2 separate regions of the Homo sapiens genome follow, and region 2 is linked to region 1. Evidence: chromatin loops called from intact Hi-C (ENCODE). Cell type or tissue: gastrocnemius medialis. All regions are shown on one strand. Links, peaks and the distances in the headings refer to the core of each region. The heading gives the core; the rest is flanking DNA.

Region 1 (4,396 bases), core at 103-4,102:
CCAGGAAGCTGCTGTACAGATTTTTGGGAAGGGAGCCTAAAGAGCTAGAACCACCTGGTTTCAGGGTTACTTGGGAGCATCGAGTTTGCTTGACCTGGTTCATTAAGGGCCATAAAATAATAACCAATTTTTCTAATCTGAGCCTTATTACTGGATAATAAGTTGCATATTTTATTCCTGCCGTGGGTAAGGAACGCTCCATTTGTCTTGTTCATCCCTGAAATGAAAATTGCCTACTTTCTGATACGATCCACTGATAAAAACATTGTCTTAACAAATTTTTCTGAGGAATTTCCCAGACCACAGTGAGGTATGAAAACCAAGGCTCTGGAAGCCAGCTGGGGTGCAACAGACCCAGGGTCCAAGGATTTCCCGAAAGTTACCTCTTTCATTCAAGTTGGTGGGAGAGTTTCAGGGCCAAGGGAAGTCATCAGGTTGCCAGACAACCAAGGAGGGCCCTGTCATCGTCTTCACCGGAGAGAGTGACAGCATCGCTCTTGGATTTGCTAGTCATTTATTGGAATCCCCCTAGAACTTAGGATAAATTGGAAAGCTGAGTGTCTTCAGAAAAACTTTGCAGATTGAAAGTCTGTAAACCAAAGTTGCTGGTTTTGATTTGAGGCCTGTGCCAAACACACACACCCTCCTAAACTGACAGGATCAACCTAGCCACCAGCCCCCAAAACACAAACACCCAAAGAAAATAAAGATTCCAGATCCTGAGAATACCTGTACATTTAACTGCAACCTCTACCACCTTTGGTAAGATAAACAACTCAGACAGGGCTTCAAGTGACCTTTTAATCACAATAAGTGGGTTGCGCAGGGCCCTCCAGAGATTGTAATTGGGCTCACTTGTAACAAAAGGCAACCTTGACCACAAGCAGAGTAAAATCAGACAGGGGCACAACCTCTGCCCTTGCTCTGTAAACTCCCAGCTTTTTATTTATGTATTTTTATTGCTGATTTAGATTTTTAGCACTTGACTCCAAGATAAGAGCTCATGCAGCCTAGTGTTATCAGTTCACTTTTTTTCAGAAAAAAAATGGCATTCTGTTTATTTTATTTAAAACTTTATATTGGCCGGGCGCAGTGGCTCATGCTTGTAATCCCAGCACTTTGGGAGGCCGAGGTGGGCAGATCACCTGAGGTCGGGAGTTCACGACCAGCCTGGACAACATGGTGAACCCCTGTCTCTACTAAATATACAAAAATCATCTGGGCATGATGGCATGCACCTGTAATCCCAGCCACTCAGGAGGCTGAGGCAGGAGAATTGCTTGAACCTGGGAGGTGGAGGTTGCAGTGAGCCGAGATCGCAATGCTGCATTCCAGCCTGGGCAACAGAGTGAGACCCTGTCTCAAAACAAAGCAAAACTTTGTATTGAAAATCAAGCAGAAGAGAGAGACGGAGCAAGAAGAGGAGAATGGAATCATCGTGAACACTTCTTAATCGCAACGAGCATCATTTATTTTCTCAACTTGTGATTCATAGGATTTCATAAGACATCTAATCCACCCTTCTCATTTTACATATGAGGAAATTGAGGGCCAAAATAACTTGTCTAAGGTCACACATGTTTATGGGTGCAAATATAATGTTAAAACTTATTCCTAGCTACTGGTTAGCTTATTATTATTCAATTTCCTGTTCATTCTTTCCATGAGAGTTGATTAGCGTCCAAAAATTTGTGTTTAAGGAAAAGCCTGGCTCGTTACTACCAAAAAGAAGGGAAGACTCAATTGGACAAGCCATTTTCTATCTGTCAAGGCCTGAGAAAGCTGTTGCTCCAAGCCCTGGTAAACAGTGCCACCTCGGGTAACCAGATAGCCCTGAGGGTCATAGTTGCAAGGCTCAGGACAGTAACCTCACTTCCACTTTACTCTCTCGGCTTGGAAAAGAAAACTCTAGAATTAGCTATCCCACTGTCTTACTAAGACTTGTATTATTTTTTTTTTTTTTTTTACCTGCAAGGATTCCTTGCTTTTGCAGAAGTTAGACATTTAAGTTAAAAAATCAGGCCCCAATGGGGAAACCCTACCTCTACTAAAAATACAAAAAAATTAGTCAGGTGCAGTGGTTCACACCTGTAATCCCAGCTGCTCTGGAGGTTGAGGTGGGAGAATCTCTTGAATCCAGGAGGTGGAGGTTGCAGTGAGCCGAGATCATACTACTGCACTCCAGCCTGGGCCACAAAGTGAGAAAAAAAAAAGTCGGTTCCCGGAATATGCAATGGTGATGTTTTAATTTCATGCAAAGAGCAGGTCTTTAGTTATCTGAGTATGTGGTTCTCATTTTCCTTGACTGGACTACTGGGAAATTCAGAGGCCACAATAACGTGAAAACAGTATTTACAAGTAGCGTATTGTTGTTATTACAGCAATTTATCAGTCTCGCTTGTAGCTGGACAAATCTTCTTTCACATTGCCTGAATTAGTGTTTTTAAAACTTTTCCTTTGGAGAAATCTCTTCAACTTCCTATTTCAATTCACCATACAGTTTCTACATGACAGAACCAACATCATGTATATTTGGTGTTTCTTACTTTAAACTGAATTTTAGATTCTATTCTTTATACGTAGATTGAAGAGAATCGTTGATTCACTTCAGAATTCCTCAGCCTCAGCACTGTTGACATTTGGGGTTGGATAATTCTTTGTTGAATGGGACTGTCCTGTGGATTGTAAGATTTTCAGTGGCATTCTTGCCCTCCACCCATTGGATGCCAGTAGCACCTCCCCTCCCACTGTGACAACCAAAAATGCCTCCAGACATTCCATGTGTCTTCTAGGGTGCAGAATCACCCCTAGTTAAGAACCACTGGCTGAGTGTGGTGGCTTATTCCTGAAATCCCAGCACTTTGGAAGGCCAAGGCAGGCAGATCGCTTGAGCTCACGAGTTTGAGACCAGCCTGGGCAACATAGTGAGACCCCATCTCTACAAAACATACCAAAACATTAGTTGGGCATGGTGGTGTGTGCCTGTAGTCCCAGCTACTCAGGAGGCTGAAGTAAGAGGATGGCTTGAGCCCAGTAAGCAGAGGTTGCAGTGAACCAAGATTATGCCACTGCACTACAGCCTGGGCGATAGAGCCAGACCCTGTCAAAAAAAAAAAAAAAAAAAAAAAAAAAAAAAGAACCACTGATGTAACTCATTCAGAAAGTGACCCCGGTAGAATGTAAGCTCCAGGAGAGCAGGAACTGTCGGCTTTGTTCATCGCTGTATCAAGCACATGTTAGATGTTTTTTAGAAAAAGCATTTGTTGATTGAAAGACACAATGTGGTGTCGAAGGGAAAGCCTTGGATTTAGAATCCTCGGACATCGACTGCCACTCCCCTAGCTGTGCTGTTTGTCAAGACCACTTTATCTCTTTGAATCTTAGCATATTGGAGAAATAATCTTAGAGTAATACGTATTGAAGACAATAATACATATTGGAGAAAATAATCTTTACCTTAACTTTACTATCTTGTGAATTTCAAACACGAATTTGTGTGACGATGTTCAGAAACTGTGAAATGACCTTCAGATCTGAAATATAATGGAGGACAAATGCCTTGGAGTAGATGCTGAATTTGAGACTAAAACCCAAGTCCACCTCAAACACGGTTCTTTCTTACTCTGTCACCAAGCGCTCTAACCCAGACTGTTTGACCTTGAAGTAAGGTAAGGACAGAGGAAGGAAATGGAGCTAGATCTAACAGCTCCAGAAAACCAGAGGGATGTGTTATGACTGAGTTGTGACACATGCCTGTTTGTGATTTCTTTGCACAACATAGACTGTTCTATAGTAACCTAGAGGAAAATAATGTGTTCCTAAGCAAGATGGCACAGTAGTAGGTAGGCATTAAGAACCTTTCACGCTACAAGACTATGGTTTCCCTACTCCTTTACCTTACAGACAAAGTGAGAGAAAAATTATGTGTATGTGTGTATGTGCATGTATAAACACAAAATTTGCCTGTATTCTCATTTTCCCTCTTAAGTAGCCAGTTTTGCTGGAGGCCTAAACACATCACCAATCCACTTCTTTTTTTTTTTTTTTTTTTTTTTTGAGACGGAGTCTTGCTCTGTCGCCCAGGCTGGAGTGCAGTGGCGCAATCTCGGCTCACTGCAAGCTCCACCTCCCAGGTTCACGCCATTCTTCTGCCTCAGCCTCCCGAGTAGCTGGGACTACAGGCACCCACCACCACGCCCAGCTAATTTTTTTTGTATTTTTTTAGTAGAGATGGGGTTTTACCATGTTAGCCAGGATGATCTCGATCTCCTGACCTCATGATGCCCGCCTCGGCCTCCCAAAGTGCTGGGATTACAGGCGTGATCCACTTCTTAGAGAGTCCAGCCACCCATCCACTTCTTAGAGAGTCCAGAATAACGATAGAGAGTAGATGAAG
Region 2 (4,396 bases), core at 329-4,328, 95 kb after region 1:
TCCTTATTGCTCTACCCTCTGGCCTCAATAGATTTGGCCTCAGATAGTCATAGGACCCTATATGGTGGTGGCCAACCAATTAATTTATTTAGATACACATATGTGGAAAACAACAAAAAAGGAGTATGTTTTTACCCACATGCTTTTGATGTTTGAATATTGCCATTGCTGGGTCTAAATTGAAACTGACCATCAGCAAGTGTCTAAAGAGCAAATAGATGCCAATCTGGTGAAGACTGATCACATTTCCATTTACAGGGATGCTAGACTTTTTTCTGGAGTTGGGGCACCCAGCAAAGCCACAGCCAGCTCTGGGTCTGTGTTGTTAAAGCCAGCTGATGTTTGTTGGGAAATCACCATGTGCCAAGCACAAGGTGAGAACTGCCCATACGTTTTTTCATTTAATCATCAAAACAATCCCAGTACTGTGGCAACTACTGTCCTTCCCATTCTCCAGATGAGGCAAGTGAGATTTAGAGGGGAGGGACCCAGGCTTCAAAGCAAGGTCTGTGTGACCCCAGAACCTCACCTATCCTCCCTTTTCAGCATGGACTGTGTGGGGTTCAGGTTAGTGGAAAGAAAAGGGAGGAATTTCAGTTCTAACTTTGCTGTTTCCACAACTGGCAGTTCTGTGAAGGTCCTTTGTCCTCCAGATGGACTTTAGTTTTTCCCCTTGTAAAATGCAGATAATGCCTCAAATATCTCATAAACCATCAATCACTCTTTCAACAACCTGGAACTTGTGATAGAAATCAAAAGTCTACTTTTTTCTGAGAAACACAATGTTATAGACATTTTGTTGTCATAGTGGCCACACATGAAAAGTTTTGAGGATCAAAACTGTAGTAGTAGTATAGAAATGTATTTGATAGTAACATCTGATTCTGTCTTATAGAATAAAATTCCCATGTTCCACCAAGAAATCTTTTGTCTGCTCCTGGGGTGAGAACTGCTGCACAAAATAACCTTAATAACTTCACCTCTAACTCTAAAATGTGACCAGTTTCTGACCACATTTCTCAATTTAAAGCGCAAAGACGGGGTAGCTTCTGTAATTTGCACATCGTGTTCCATGTATCTTGCCTTCTTAATACAAACAAAAGCTAGGCTGGTAATTACACCTAGAAGATAAAGAAAGCATTGTAAGATGTTTAAAATAGGCTGAGAACCAAGAGCACTAGTGGTAATTAACAAAGTATATCATTGAATAAAACAGGTAATTAGCCATGATAATGGAAATGTACACAGGACCTAATTAACAGAACTTTTCCTTACTATCTCTTGGGACAGACAGTAAACATTTTGTATTTAACTATCACACCCATGTGCATAATTTCTTAGTTGATTTTGGCCCAACTGACTGGGTAGTAGTCAAAACATCCAAAAAGTTGAGGTCAGTCAAAATGCTGAAGTTTTTTTATTCATACCATTTCCAGTGAGCCAAAGACAACATCAGTATGAATTGAAAGTGTTCTAAGATATCAAACCAAGATTCTTGTAAGAATTGCTTTCACCTGATGTCTGTGTTAGCAGTTCCTGTAATCCCAAAGAAATGACCCTTCATCCCACTCCTTCCTTTATTCTAGGATGGAGAAAGGTCTTAATCCCTCAGTCAACTGCAATCTGGCTTCCATGCACATTAGTTTAGCAGATCTGCTCAGGATGGAGTTTCCAATGGCCACCATATTGCCAAAACCAATAGAAGCCAGTTGATATAATTTCTCCTTATCCTTCTTGACCTCTTTAGTACTTTGGACTCTGTTGACCACTCCCTTCTTTAAAACGTACCCTGTTCTGTGATGCCCACCCTCTTGCTTTTCCTCCTACCCCTATAGTTTTACCTTCTCCATCTCTTTTACTGGCTCTCATTTTTTTGCCCTCTTTTCCCTTTATGAATAATCACTATGTAATCTCATGCCCACAACAATTCTAATTAAGCTGTTGCTTCCTTTACATTTCTACTCCCAATGCGTTAGCTCCAGCACTCAACATTTGTCTCCTGGATTATCTCATTACCTTCCTAATTTTTCTCCCTGCTCCCAATTTTCCACCCCCAGCCCAAATCCATTCTGTAGCAATATTTTCAAACTGAAGCTCTGATCCTGTTCTTTGTTCTCTGTTTTCTGGGCTTCTTTTTACAAAGTCATTTTGTATATGAGACAATTACGGTAGTTTGTAACTCCTCCGGGCTAGGTAAGTGACTCTAGAGGCTGGGGTGATAGAGGCAATAGCTGCTTTCACAGACATGTGCTTCCCAAGGGGAAAGTTATACCAAGGCCAGACTGAGGGGCAGGTGACTCTCCCAGGACTTTCCAGAAGCAGGGGTTTTGCCACCTGAAATACAATTGCTGGAATACATTCTGATCATTCATAAGCCCAGTTTCCTAGTCAAGTTTCATTCTGGCTTAAGGACAGTATATGGATAAGCATCATAAGCAGGCAGAACCAGTAATTCCCTGACTCAAGTATACCAGGAAAGTCACTGGCTGATATTCTTATTTCCTGTTATAGTGCCTGTTTCATTAGGATTAAATTAGGCTGCTAGTAATACAAAACCTAAAGTCACAAAACCTAGATTGAAGTTGATTTCTCTCTTACACAAAGTCCAAAGGTAAGCAGTCCAGGGCCGGTAAGGTGCTCCCTGATCATCAGATACAATCTCCTTCCAAGTTCCTGCTCCACTATCATCAGCACACTACTTCCAATCTGGCCGCTTGAGCCCCAGCCTTCATGTCTGTGTTCTAGCCAAAAGGAACAGCTATAAAAAGACACATCACCTTTCTTTCAGGGCATAGTTCCTGGCGGTTGCACAGACCGCTCTTCTTGCATACCGTTAGCCAAACCTTAATCACATGGTCACCTTAGCTGCAAAGGAAACTAAGAGATGTCATCCATGAGGGTCATGATCTCAGCTAAAGAATGAGTGTTCCATTGCTAAGGAAGAAGGAGCAAATTTACTTACGAAAAACCATCTTTGCTGCAGCACCTGAAAGCCCTTTGTCAGAGATGCAGACTTTTAGTTCTGAAAGATTTTCATTGACAGACTCTACTCTCTCTCTGTTTGGTACCATCATAGGTCCTTGCAGGCACTGATTTATCAGTTCTCTTCCAATGTGACATCAAGATCAAGGGGATGTCGGAGCAGATGGTGAAAATTACCACCAAGAAACAGAGGAGATTTTAAACCAGAAGGAATAGGACTGATGTGATAATACGCACAATCCACTAAATAATTTCAAGGGGAAAAGCAAAAAAAAACAAAAAAAAAAAAAAAAAGAGAGAGAAGTTAGGGCCTGGTCTGCTGTGTGGGCTTGGAGTCAAATTCCCTCCTCTGTGTACTGGGAATAAGTGGGTTATTATGAGGATGAAATGGTGAGGACATCTTTACAGCCCTACGTACCTTCCCTTGATGAACAGTAGATATTAGTCAATGTTTCTGTGACTAGCTACAAATATTACTTTGAACAAAAACCACCAGAGGCCAGGCATGATGGCTCATGCTTGTAATGCCCACAGTTTGGGAGGCTGAGGCAGGAGCATCACTTGAGACCAGGAGTTTGAGAACAACCTGGGCAACATAGTGAGACCCTGTCTCTACAAAAAAAAAAAAAAAAATTAAATTACCAGGCATGGTGGTGCGCAACTACTCAGGGTACTAAGGTGGGAGGATCACTTGAGCCCAGGAAGTTGAGGCTACAGTGGGCCATGGCCATGCCACTACACTCCAGCCTGGACAACAGAGAGAGATGCTGTCTCAGAAAAAACCACACACACACACACACACAGACAGAAAGAAACCAGGTTAAATATATAGATCTGATGTCTTCTGTTAGCCCAGTTGATGACCAAGTACCTATTATAAGTTTCATGAAGACCAGAGCAGGACCTGTTTTGTACACCATTGGATCCTTGCTGCCTAGCACAGCACCTGGCATGTGGTAGATACCCAAGAGATATTCATTGAGTTAAGTAAGCGAATGACCTGATAGAATAAGATAAATTGTACAGCAAGTAGTCAAGAACATCATAGTACAGACTGCATATGAGTTCTAAATCAAATTAAGGGAAAAGTAGTATAATGAGCAGCAGCATTTGGAAGGGAAATGGAAAGAAGAACTTACCAGTACCCTTGGTGCTGGCAAACATTTGGCAAATTTGTTTGTTTGTTTGTTTATTTTGAGACGGAGTCTTGCTCTGTTGCCCAGGCTGAAGTGCAGTGGCGTGATCTCAGCTCACTGCAAACTCCACCTCCTGGATTCAAGCAATTCTCCTACCTCAGCCTCCCGAGTAGCTGGGATTACAGGCGCACGCCACCATGCCTGGCTAATTTTTGTATGTTTTTAGTAGAGGCTGGGTTTTACCATGTTAGTCAGGCTGGTCTCAAACTCCTGACCTT

What was found. A loop is a pair of places that touch in the nucleus more often than their neighbours do. Peaks named below come from ENCODE experiments on the same cell type or tissue, not always from the same donor. Only the 100,000 strongest peaks of a DNase experiment are listed, where the experiment ranks them.
Region 2: a loop joins it to region 1, with 2.7 times the contacts of the local background. A loop is called at or near these places in 1 of 110 quality-filtered maps.

The regions. Positions count from the first base shown.
Region 1 is chr3:66,758,699-66,763,094 of GRCh38, reverse strand. No RefSeq gene overlaps it. Among named protein-coding and RNA genes, the nearest start is that of KBTBD8, 240 kb to the left of the region's middle. In gastrocnemius medialis, for the core only: no CTCF peak of the experiment used is centred there; a DNase peak (open chromatin) is centred at 1,804; H3K27ac peaks cover 2,703 bases.
Region 2 is chr3:66,663,543-66,667,938 of GRCh38, reverse strand. No RefSeq gene overlaps it. Among named protein-coding and RNA genes, the nearest start is that of LRIG1, 160 kb to the right of the region's middle. In gastrocnemius medialis, for the core only: no CTCF peak of the experiment used is centred there; a DNase peak (open chromatin) is centred at 2,738; H3K27ac peaks cover 1,490 bases.